2 separate regions of the Homo sapiens genome follow, and region 1 is linked to region 2. A link is a loop called in an ENCODE intact Hi-C map of the cell type or tissue named here. Cell type or tissue: Calu3. All regions are shown on one strand. Region 1 overlaps UGT2A1 (UDP glucuronosyltransferase family 2 member A1 complex locus). Region 2 has its middle 38 kb from the start of UGT2B28.

The links. Peaks named below come from ENCODE experiments on the same cell type or tissue, not always from the same donor. Only the 100,000 strongest peaks of a DNase experiment are listed, where the experiment ranks them.
Region 1: it touches region 2 in a loop (22-fold over the local background); 34 of 110 quality-filtered maps call a loop at or near these places.

The regions. Positions count from the first base shown.
Region 1 is chr4:69,614,567-69,619,566 of GRCh38, reverse strand. The region is part of intron 3 of UGT2A1 (UDP glucuronosyltransferase family 2 member A1 complex locus); the gene reads left to right. The region is part of intron 1 of UGT2A2 (UDP glucuronosyltransferase family 2 member A2); the gene reads left to right. Among named protein-coding and RNA genes, the nearest start is that of UGT2A2, 23 kb to the left of the region's middle. In Calu3, no CTCF peak of the experiment used is centred here; a DNase peak (open chromatin) is centred at 2,276.
Region 2 is chr4:69,315,893-69,320,892 of GRCh38, reverse strand. No RefSeq gene overlaps it. Among named protein-coding and RNA genes, the nearest start is that of UGT2B28, 38 kb to the right of the region's middle. In Calu3, a CTCF peak has its summit at 2,791 (motif pointing left); a DNase peak (open chromatin) is centred at 2,792.

The sequences.
Region 1 (5,000 bases), 300 kb before region 2:
TGTTAGATTTATTTCTGGGTATATCATTATTTTTAGAGTCTTCTTTAACGTTATTTTAAAATTTCACTTTTGTTTGTATGGGGTATGTAAGACTGCAATTTACTTTTGTATATTGGCTTTATTTATTTTATTTTATTTTATTTTATGTATTTATGTATGTATGCATTAAGACAAGATTTTGCTCTGTCACCCAGGCTGAAGTACAGTGCCACTGATGTTGGCTCACTGTAGTCTCAACCTCCCAGGCTCAAGCAATTCTCCCACCTCAGTTCCAAAGTAGCTGGACTACACGCATGCACCACCACACTTGGCTAATTTTTTATTTTTATTTTTATAGAGATATGTCTCCCTGTGTTGCTCAGGCTGATCTCAAACTCCTGGGCTCAAGCAATCCTCCTGTATTGGCTTACCAAAGTACTGGGATTGTAGGCATGAAGCACATCAGGTGGCCTGTATATTAAAATTGTATCTATCAATATTGATAAACTTTTTTCTGATATAAATAAATTCCTACATTTACAAATGTATATACATATATTGTATAATATATAACTTTTTTCCATATATTATTGCATAATTAAATTATAAAATTCAACATTAATTTAAAGTATGTTAAACAACATCTTTGTCTTGATCCTGAGTTTTTAAAAAATTTCTTCTAACCTTTCAATGTTGAGTAGAAAATTTTCCGAAGTTTGGTTTCTTGCTGGTCTTATTTTGTTTGTTTTTTTGTCATTTAATAGTTGTTTCATAATTTTCATCTGTCTAAGAAAGTTCACTTCTATTTTTTAACCAATAAAGGTATTGGAGTATACTTAAGGCTTTTCTACATTGATTGATATAATCATAGAATTGATTGAACTTAGAATTACACTTTTAAAGAAATTTTAACCAAAGTTGAATCTGAAAAGCATAAAGATTTTACTGTATCGAGGGTTTCAGGAATTAATGGTCAATATACAATCTTTGTGTACTTACACATGAAAACTTATTTCAAAATATTATTAATATGGTCTGTTTAAATTCTCATTCAACGGCCACATGGTTAAAATAAATTTATTTTTGGCAGCAGAAATAGACAAAGACCCTTTCAATAAACAAAGTTAGAAATGTGTTAGAATTCACCAAGACATTTTTGTGCTTTTTAAATCTCTTCTCTTGTGACAAAGCCTTTTGCCAACCTGTAGTGGAATCTCCCAATTAGATTGATTAGTATGAGTTCCTGGGGTTACTGGTTGGACTTAATTTAATGCCCCAAAAACATTTTTAAGAGAACTGTAACCAGACTTACCAAATGTAATACATTCTTCCCCCTTCAACACACACATACACACACACACACACAAACATACACACACACACACACACACACACACACATGCTTACTGGCCTATTTATCTGTGAAATAATATTTTCTCATAGAATTATGATGATTACGTACACGGATACTAAATATCTATATAAAAACATGTAATCTAATTTTTATTTAATTTGAATCTATTTAGACTCATAATTAAATGATGTCAAACAAATAAATTCTTAAGGCCTGGAAAATTTTCTCTCATTAAATCCCAAATGTGAATGATTTCCGAAAGACATATTTGAACACAATAATGTTAGGATTGTAAAGTCTTGTTTTTCATTTTTGTTGTTACTGTTACTGTGTCGGTTTTGTTTCTTCCTCAGGAAACTAAGTATTGAAGATTTTTACATAAGACAATTATTGCCCTGTTTTATTTTGAAACCTAGTTATATTTTATTTCAACTATCTTGAAAATTACATCAGAAAATCCTAGATAGTAAGTGTATTATAATGGCAATATTTTTAGAAATGTTAACTCCCAATAATGAATAATAATTTATATTATTTTAGTATTTTAAAGAACGTCTTAATGGACCCTGTATGTTGCTAATGAAATCTACTTAAACTTTTAATGTATTTATATCATTATTTTAACTTATAGATAGCACTAGCCCTAATTTGAAACAGTCTTTCTTCCTGAATATGAAGGAAACTAGTGCTTAGAGAATGGCTACAATATTTCCTATTAAATATGTTGTGTGTGTTCATCTTGGTTTTGTACGTCTACGTATATACGTACACATAATTTGTTTTATAATATACATTTCTTACATGTTATAAACATATATATTATATCTTTGTATAAACATAAGTAGATCTAAATGAACTTTATTTTTACGCCGTCAACAAAATTATTAAACTCCTAATAATTTGGACTCACCATACTTATTCAGCACTATCAACCATCATCCATAGGAGGGCAGCAGATCCTAAAGCTTGATAAACTGCTTGAAGAAAAAGAAAGTCTCAAGTGAGATTTAACTTTAACCTAAGGACTACATTTAGCAACTGCCAAAGGATGCACATTTTTGTTTTATAGTTTTGAAAGTGCTTTTACACATAGTTTATTGTTGAATACTAACAATAGTTCTGTAATTCTAACTTTATTTTACAGATGAAGAAATCAAGATCAGAGAAGTTGAGAATTTCCTGGCAATTGGAAACTGAAATTATATCCTATTTCCACCAGCTACATATTTCTCATTCACCTACATTTTAACTACAAAACAGTAGTGGAAAAAGCATGGGCAGAAACTTATGCAGATATTTCTTTCCTCCATTGTCATTGATTATAGATGCCACATACACAGAGGCAATTTCAAGTGGGAAAATGAAACTTAGAAACCACTATTCAAAAAAAAAAAAAAAAAGAAAAGAAAATGGCAGAGAAATTTAGAAAGTGTCATTAGCTTTTGATTTTTATTATAATGAGAAGCTACAGTTCCAACTAAATGGAGGATTTATAGCTTATACTTTTCCATTTCTTATCTCCCTAAATGAACTATCGCAAATCCTAGTTAGAAGATAAAATTATCAATTTTTTCTGGCTTCATTTCTCTCAAATTAATTGAATGGGTAAGCCAGTGGCTTTACAGGAAATGGTAAACTGGAAGTTGCAAACACTTCAGTTCCTTTTTGTTGGTGGGGTACATGTTATAATTGTTTAAGTTTTCATTTTTAATTATTATGTATACATAATAGTTGTATCGATTTACAGGAAATGTGACATTTTGATGAAAGCTTAAAATGTGTAATGATCAAATCAGGATAATTGGGATATCCATAACCTCAAACATTTATCTTTTCTATGTTAGGAAAATTCCAATTCCACTCTTAGTCATTTTAAAACACACAAATTATTATTAACTATAGTCATCCTATTGTGCTATCAAACACTAGATTTTTTCATTCTAACTATATTTTTGTAGCTATTAATCATGCCCTCTTTATACCCTCCCCACCCCCCAAGACCTTTCCCAGCCTCTGGTAACCATCTCTCTACTCTATATCTTCTCTATATCTTCATTCGTTAATTATTGTTTTTAGCTTCCACATGTGAGTGAAAACACGGCATATTTGTCTTTCCGCGCCTGGCTTATTTCATTTGACTTAACTGGAGGAAACTCTAGATTCATCCAAGTTATTGCAAATGACGGGATTTTCACTTGTCCGTTGATTCACCCATTGATGCACATATAGGTTGATTCCATATCTTGGCTATTGGGAACAGTACTGCAATAAACATGGGTGTACAGATATTTCTTTGATATACTGATTCCTTTATTTGGATATATACCCAGCAGTGTGATTGTCGGATCATATGGTAGTTTTATTTTTAGTTTTTTGAGAAATATCCACACTCTTCTCCATAGTGGCTGCACCAATTTTATATTCCCACCAACAGTGCACAAGGGTTCCCTTTTTCCATATCCTCACCAGCATTTGTTATTGCCTGTTTTTTTGTCTGTCTGTTTGTTTGCTTGTTTGTTTTTGCGGCGGGGTCAGGGTGGTAAAAGCCATTTGAACTGGGCTCAGATGATATCTCATTATAGTTTTTACTTGCATTTCTTTGATGAATAGTGATGTTGACCATTTCTTCACTTGCCTGTTGGTTGTTCTTTTGAGAAACGTCTATTCAGATCTTTTATCCATTTCTTTTTGATTACTCATTCTTTTCTTTTTGAATTGTTTGAGCTGCTGATATATTCTACTTATCAATCCCTTGTCAGATGGGTACATGGAAAATATTTTCTCCCATTTTGTAGACTGTTTCTTCAGTTTGTTGATTGTTTTCTTTAATGTGCAGAAGCTTTTTCGGTTGAGGTTGATGTGATCCCATCTGTCCATTTTTGCTTTGGATGGCTGTGCTTCTGAGGTCTTATTAATCAAATCTGCCCAGAACATTGTCTTAGTGTTTCCTCAAAGTTTCGGGTTTTAAATCAGTGAGATTTAACTTAAAGATTAGAAAGATTAGATTTAAATTAGAGTGATTTAATTTTTCAGGGTGATTTGATTTTTGTGTATGGTGAGAGATAGAGATTGATATGGTTTGTCTCCTGTGTCCTCATCCAAATCTCATGTTGAATTGTAATTCAAAATGTTGGGGGAGGGATCTGTTGAAAGGTGATTGGATCATGAGGTCTGGTTTTCCACTTGCTCTTCTTGTGATAGTGAGTTCTCATGAGATATAGCTGTTTAAAAGTGTGTAGCAATTTCCCCTTATCTCTTTCTCTCTCCTGCCACCATGTGAAGATGTGCTTGCTTCCCCATTGCCCTTCCACCACAATTGTAAGTTGTCTGAGGCCTCCCAACCATGCCTCCTGTACAGCCTGTGGAACTGTGGGTCAATTAAACCTCTTTTCTTTATAAACTACAGTGTCAGATAGTTCTTTATAGTAATGTGAGAACAGACTACTCAGAGGTCCACTTTCATTGTTCTACATATAGATACCTAGCTTCCCAGCACCATTAAGAGTCCATTCCTTTCCCAATGTATGTATTTGGCAGCTTTGTTGAAAGGTAGTTTACTGTAGATGTACAGATTTATTTCTGTGTCCATTATTCTATTCCATTGGTCTATATGTCTTTTTTTATAATAGTGCCATGCTGTTATGGCTACTAGCTTTGAAGTATAATT
Region 2 (5,000 bases):
GGCTTCAAGCTGTCCCTGGCTTAAAGGTGGAGTTTCACAAGGGACCCACCCATTTCCACCTAGGAACCTATCTGCCTCCCACCAGTAACAAAGGTATTCATAATAGCCTTGAGAATCCTCTGTCTTTCTATGGCATCAGTTATAATATCTCTCATCTTTTCCTAATTGAGCTTATTTGGATCTTCTCTCTTCTTTTCTTTGTTAATCTCACTAATGGTCTATCAATTTTATTTATTTTTTCAAAGAACAGGATTTTGTTTCATTTATCTTAGGTATTGTTTTACTTACTTCAATTTTGCTTAGTTCTGCTCTGATATTTGCTATTTCTTTTCTTCTGCTGGGTTTGGGTTTAAATTATTCTTTGTTTCTCCAGTTCTGCAAGGTGTGACCTTAAATTGTCTATTTGTTCTCTTTCAAATTTTTGATGTAGGCATTTAATGATGTTAAATTTCCTCTTAGCACCACTTTTCCTGTATTCCAGAGGTTTTGATAGGTTGTGTCACTATTACCATTCAGTGCAAAGAATTTTTAATTTTTTTTTGTTGGTTTTTGTTTTTCGTTATTTGTTTTCTCTTTTTTGAGACAAAGTCTCGCTGTGACACCCAGGCAGGAGTGCAGTGGTGCGATCTCAGCTCACTGTAAGCTCTGCCTTCCGGGTTCATGCCATTCGCCTGCCTCAATCTCCTGAGTAGCTGGGATTACAGGCGCCTGCCACCATGCCGGGCTAAATTTTTCTATTTTTAGTAGAGACAGGGTTTCACCGTGTTAGCCAGGATGGTTTCGATCTGCTTTCCTTTTGATGGTTTTAGTTCTAACATTTAAGTCTTTAATCCATCTTGAATTAATTTTTGTATAAGGTGTAAGGAAGGGATCCAGTTTCAGCTTTCTACATATGGCTAGCCAGTTTTCCCAGCACCATTTATTAAATAGGGAATCCTTTCCCCATTGCTTGTTTTTGTCAGGTTTGTCAAAGATCAGATGGTTGTAGATATGCGGCATTATTTCTGAGGGCTCTGTTCTGTTCCATGGGTCTATATCTCTGTTTTGGTACCAGTACCATGCTATTTTGGTTACTGTAGCCTTGTAGTATAGTTTGAAGTCAGGTAGCATGATGCCTCCAGCTTTGTTCTTTCGGCTTAGGATTGACTTGGCAATGTGGGCTCTTTTTTGATTCCATATGAACTTTAAAGTAGTTTTTTCCAATTCTGTGAAGAAAGTCATTGGTAGCTTGATGGGGATGGCATTGAATCTATAAATTACCTTGGGCAGTATGACCATTTTCACCATGTTGATTCTTCCTATCCATGAGCACAGACTGTTCTTCCATTTGTGTCCTCTTTTATTTCATTGAGCAGTGGTTTGTAGTTCTCCTTGAAGAGGTCCTTCACTTCCCTTGTAAGTTGGATTCCTAGGTATTTTATTCTCCTTGAAGCAACTGTGAATGGCAGTTCATTCATGATTTGGCTCTATGTTTGTCTGTTCTTTGTGTATATGAATGCTTGTGATTTTTGCACATTGATTGTGTATCCTGAGACTTTGCTGAAGTTGCTTATCAGATTAAGGAGATTTTGGGCTGAGACAATGGGGTTTTCTAGATATACAATCATGTCATCTGCAAACAGGGACAATTTGACTTCCTCTTTTCCTAATTGAATACCCTTTATTTCCTTCTCCTGCTTGATGGCCCTGGCCAGAACTTCTAACACTATGTTGAACAGGAGTAGTGAGAGAGGGCATCCTTGTCTTGTGCCAGTTTTCAAAGGGAATGCTTCCAGTTTTTGGACATTCAGTATGATATTGGCTGTGGGTTTGTCATAAATAGCTCTTATTATTTTGAGTTACATCTCATCAATACCTAATTTATTGAGAGTTTTTAGCATAAAGGGTTGTTGAATTTTGTCAAAGGCCTTTTCTGCATCTATTGAGATAATCATGTGGTTTTTGTCATTGGTTCTTTTTATTTGCTGGATTACATTTATTGATTTGTGTATGTTGAACCAGACTTGCATCCCAGGGATGAAGCCCACTTAATCATAGTGGATAAGCTTTTTGATGCTTTATTGGTTAGCTTGATGGTGTCTTATAAGTTGCTTAGGCTGACTTCACTTTTTTATTGTGAATTTTTTCTTTAAATTTTCGCTCCCCTTCCTGAATAATTTCAGATAACCTATGTTCTTAAGTGTGTATATTTTTTATCTGTTTGATAAAGTCTTCTTGTGTGCTCCTCTAGTGAATGCTAAAAATTCAGTGATTGTATTCTTCAGCTCCAGAATTTTTGTTTGGTTCTTTCTTTATAGAGTTTTATCTTTTTGTTAATATTTTCATTTTTATATGCACTATTTTTATTATTTTATATAGTTGTGTTCTCTCTTTGCTAATTATTTTAAAATGATAATTATGAATAATTTGACGAATAATTCATAGAACTTCATTTCCTTGAGGTTATTTTCTAGAAGTTTATTTTGGTCCCTTCATTGGGCCATGGTTTAGTGCTCTGTGTGTGTGTGTGTGTGTGTGTGTGTGTGTGTGTGTGTATGTATGCATTGTTGCCTTGTGCTCGTTGGCTGCAATTTGGATATTTGAAAAAATAGCTGCATCTCCCATTATTTACTACCTAGCTTGGTACAAAAGACTGTCTTCACCAGTCAGCCCAGCTAGAGATTCTGCAGGTCTCTCAAACCTTTTCTGGGAATGTGTCTTCTCTCAGCTTCTGTGTGTAATTACCCAGTTAAACTTTTTTTTTTTTTTTAATTTCATCTTTAGGAGTTTGCAGTCTATTGCTCCCTCTGCTGTCATTCTGTGGTAGGGCAGCCTTTTTAACACTGCCACTCGTGGTTTTGTTCTCAGTAGATCACAGGCATCGGAATTCTAGTTCCTGTGATTTGAGTTAGGTGATAGAAACTAGCCCCTTGTGCAGCCCCTCCAAAAGCTAGAATATTAAAACATGCTTTAATCTTCTCTTTCTTTCCTGTGGGAGAAGGTATGGCTAGGGAATTTTCTCCTACCTGTGCCATGCTGTACTGGCTGTACTCTATAGTGAGCCAATTCTGTGAAATTTCTTAGCAATTTCAATGACGCTCTTCTTGGCTTTGCTCTTGCCTAGGGTGCTGAAATCTTTGAACTTGTTTTGGAGTATTTTCATAAGGGCAATTTGGTCTATATATGTATATATTTCTTAAGTCCATTTCCCTGTGAGGAGAAAAGGAACATGGCTTTCCTATTCTGCCAACATCAGTCTCCCTCCACCTATACACCACATATCACTTTCAAAGGATATGTACTGACAACAAGGCAATACACTCTTATGTTCTATATTAGGTAATGAGACTATAGGCACTTATTTAAGTACTTTATACTATTTTGTCAGTTTGTAATATTTCATGTAATTTAAAAAGACTAGAAGATATCCCAAGAAATTCTTGCAATTAGAAAAAATAAAAATGGCATAGTTTTGGTGATGATATAATAATCCATTTGGCCATTATTTGATTTTAATTATAATAATTTATATAGAAATTTATATTTGTATTAATAACAACAGGGTTATAATTTGATTTAAGTGTCTTCAGACCATGCTCAACCTAATGTGAACATGCTCCAAAGGTTTAGTTATAGCTGAGTAGTCTGGAATTTAAAATTTCTCTTTTTTTATAGAAACATCTTATATAAATGTTTGGCTAACTGGTAAGATTCCAAAATACTAATATGTAAGTATTAAATAACTATAAAAACAGCACAGCTGAAATATTAGTAGATAAAATGTATACATAAAATCATTAAATACAGAGTATTCTTTAAAATCATTTAGAGGAAATCAGATGAGAAATTGATGAAGAAGTAGCAATAAGTAATATGGAAAATCTGCTTGTGGTATTCAGGTCTATGATCGCAACCATTCTTGTGTAATTTATTTTGTTTCTTACATTGAGAAGTTGACTAAAGGCCCATAATGGCATGTGACAAAGAGAGGTGAGCCTATTAATATACAGTTCAATAATAATACTTGTCCCATGAATATATTAAGAATTTAAATTAATGTATGAAAGTCATGTAACACGATTTCTGGTAAACTCACTGTAAGAAATCATGCATAATAGTATACTAAGGTAGCCTTATTAGAACATTTGTACATAAAAAACAAATAATAACGATAATTTAAAACTTATTTCCCTTTGAGGAAAGCAAAACTTGAGGATAAAGCAAAATAGATTTTAAAGAGATAATTGCTGCTTATAAATAGGATGCATAAAACACACAGAATAAAATATGAAGTGGAAGAAAAGAGCAAGACACTCATAATGCAGAAATACTTCCCTACACAAGTTGTTTATGAAAAGAGATAGCACATAGAGTCATTTGCAGACTGGTGAATAGGTGACACTGTTGAGATAGTTTAAAATAATATAAAAAGAGATTGTGACTAAATTCATGTACACCTGTCATTGGAAACAAGAAGTTCCAAAAGTTTGTGAAGTATTAATACACTGGAATTACTCTTTTTTTTTTTTTTAGTTTTCGCCTACATTGATGGAAACTGTATGTAGATTTGATATACACAGACAGCTTGTATTTAATTTAGATAATAACTAATAGAATGACTGATAATTAAATATCAATGAAAATAATAACTATGTTCACTGTTTATCTAGACCTTAACCTAGTGTTTCCAATGTACTGCACATTGGAATCTGCTGGAAATATTTATAAAACACAAAATCTGGCTCTTAATTCCAAAATCTGTTTTCATTGGTATGCAAAACGGGCATCATTCTTGTCAAAAGCTCCCAAGACTGTTTCAATACACAGCAAAATTTGGAACACCTGCCTTTATTTGATATGCAAAAAACACATATTGTCTATATACATAGGAGAAATGTAAATTTGTCTGCCTTCCTTTCTGATAACATATGAAAACATGACGCTTTCATTAAAAATAGTCTTTCTCTCTCTTCCTTTCAATGATTCCCATGGGTTTTAGAAATCTATCCTTTGAGTTCCCT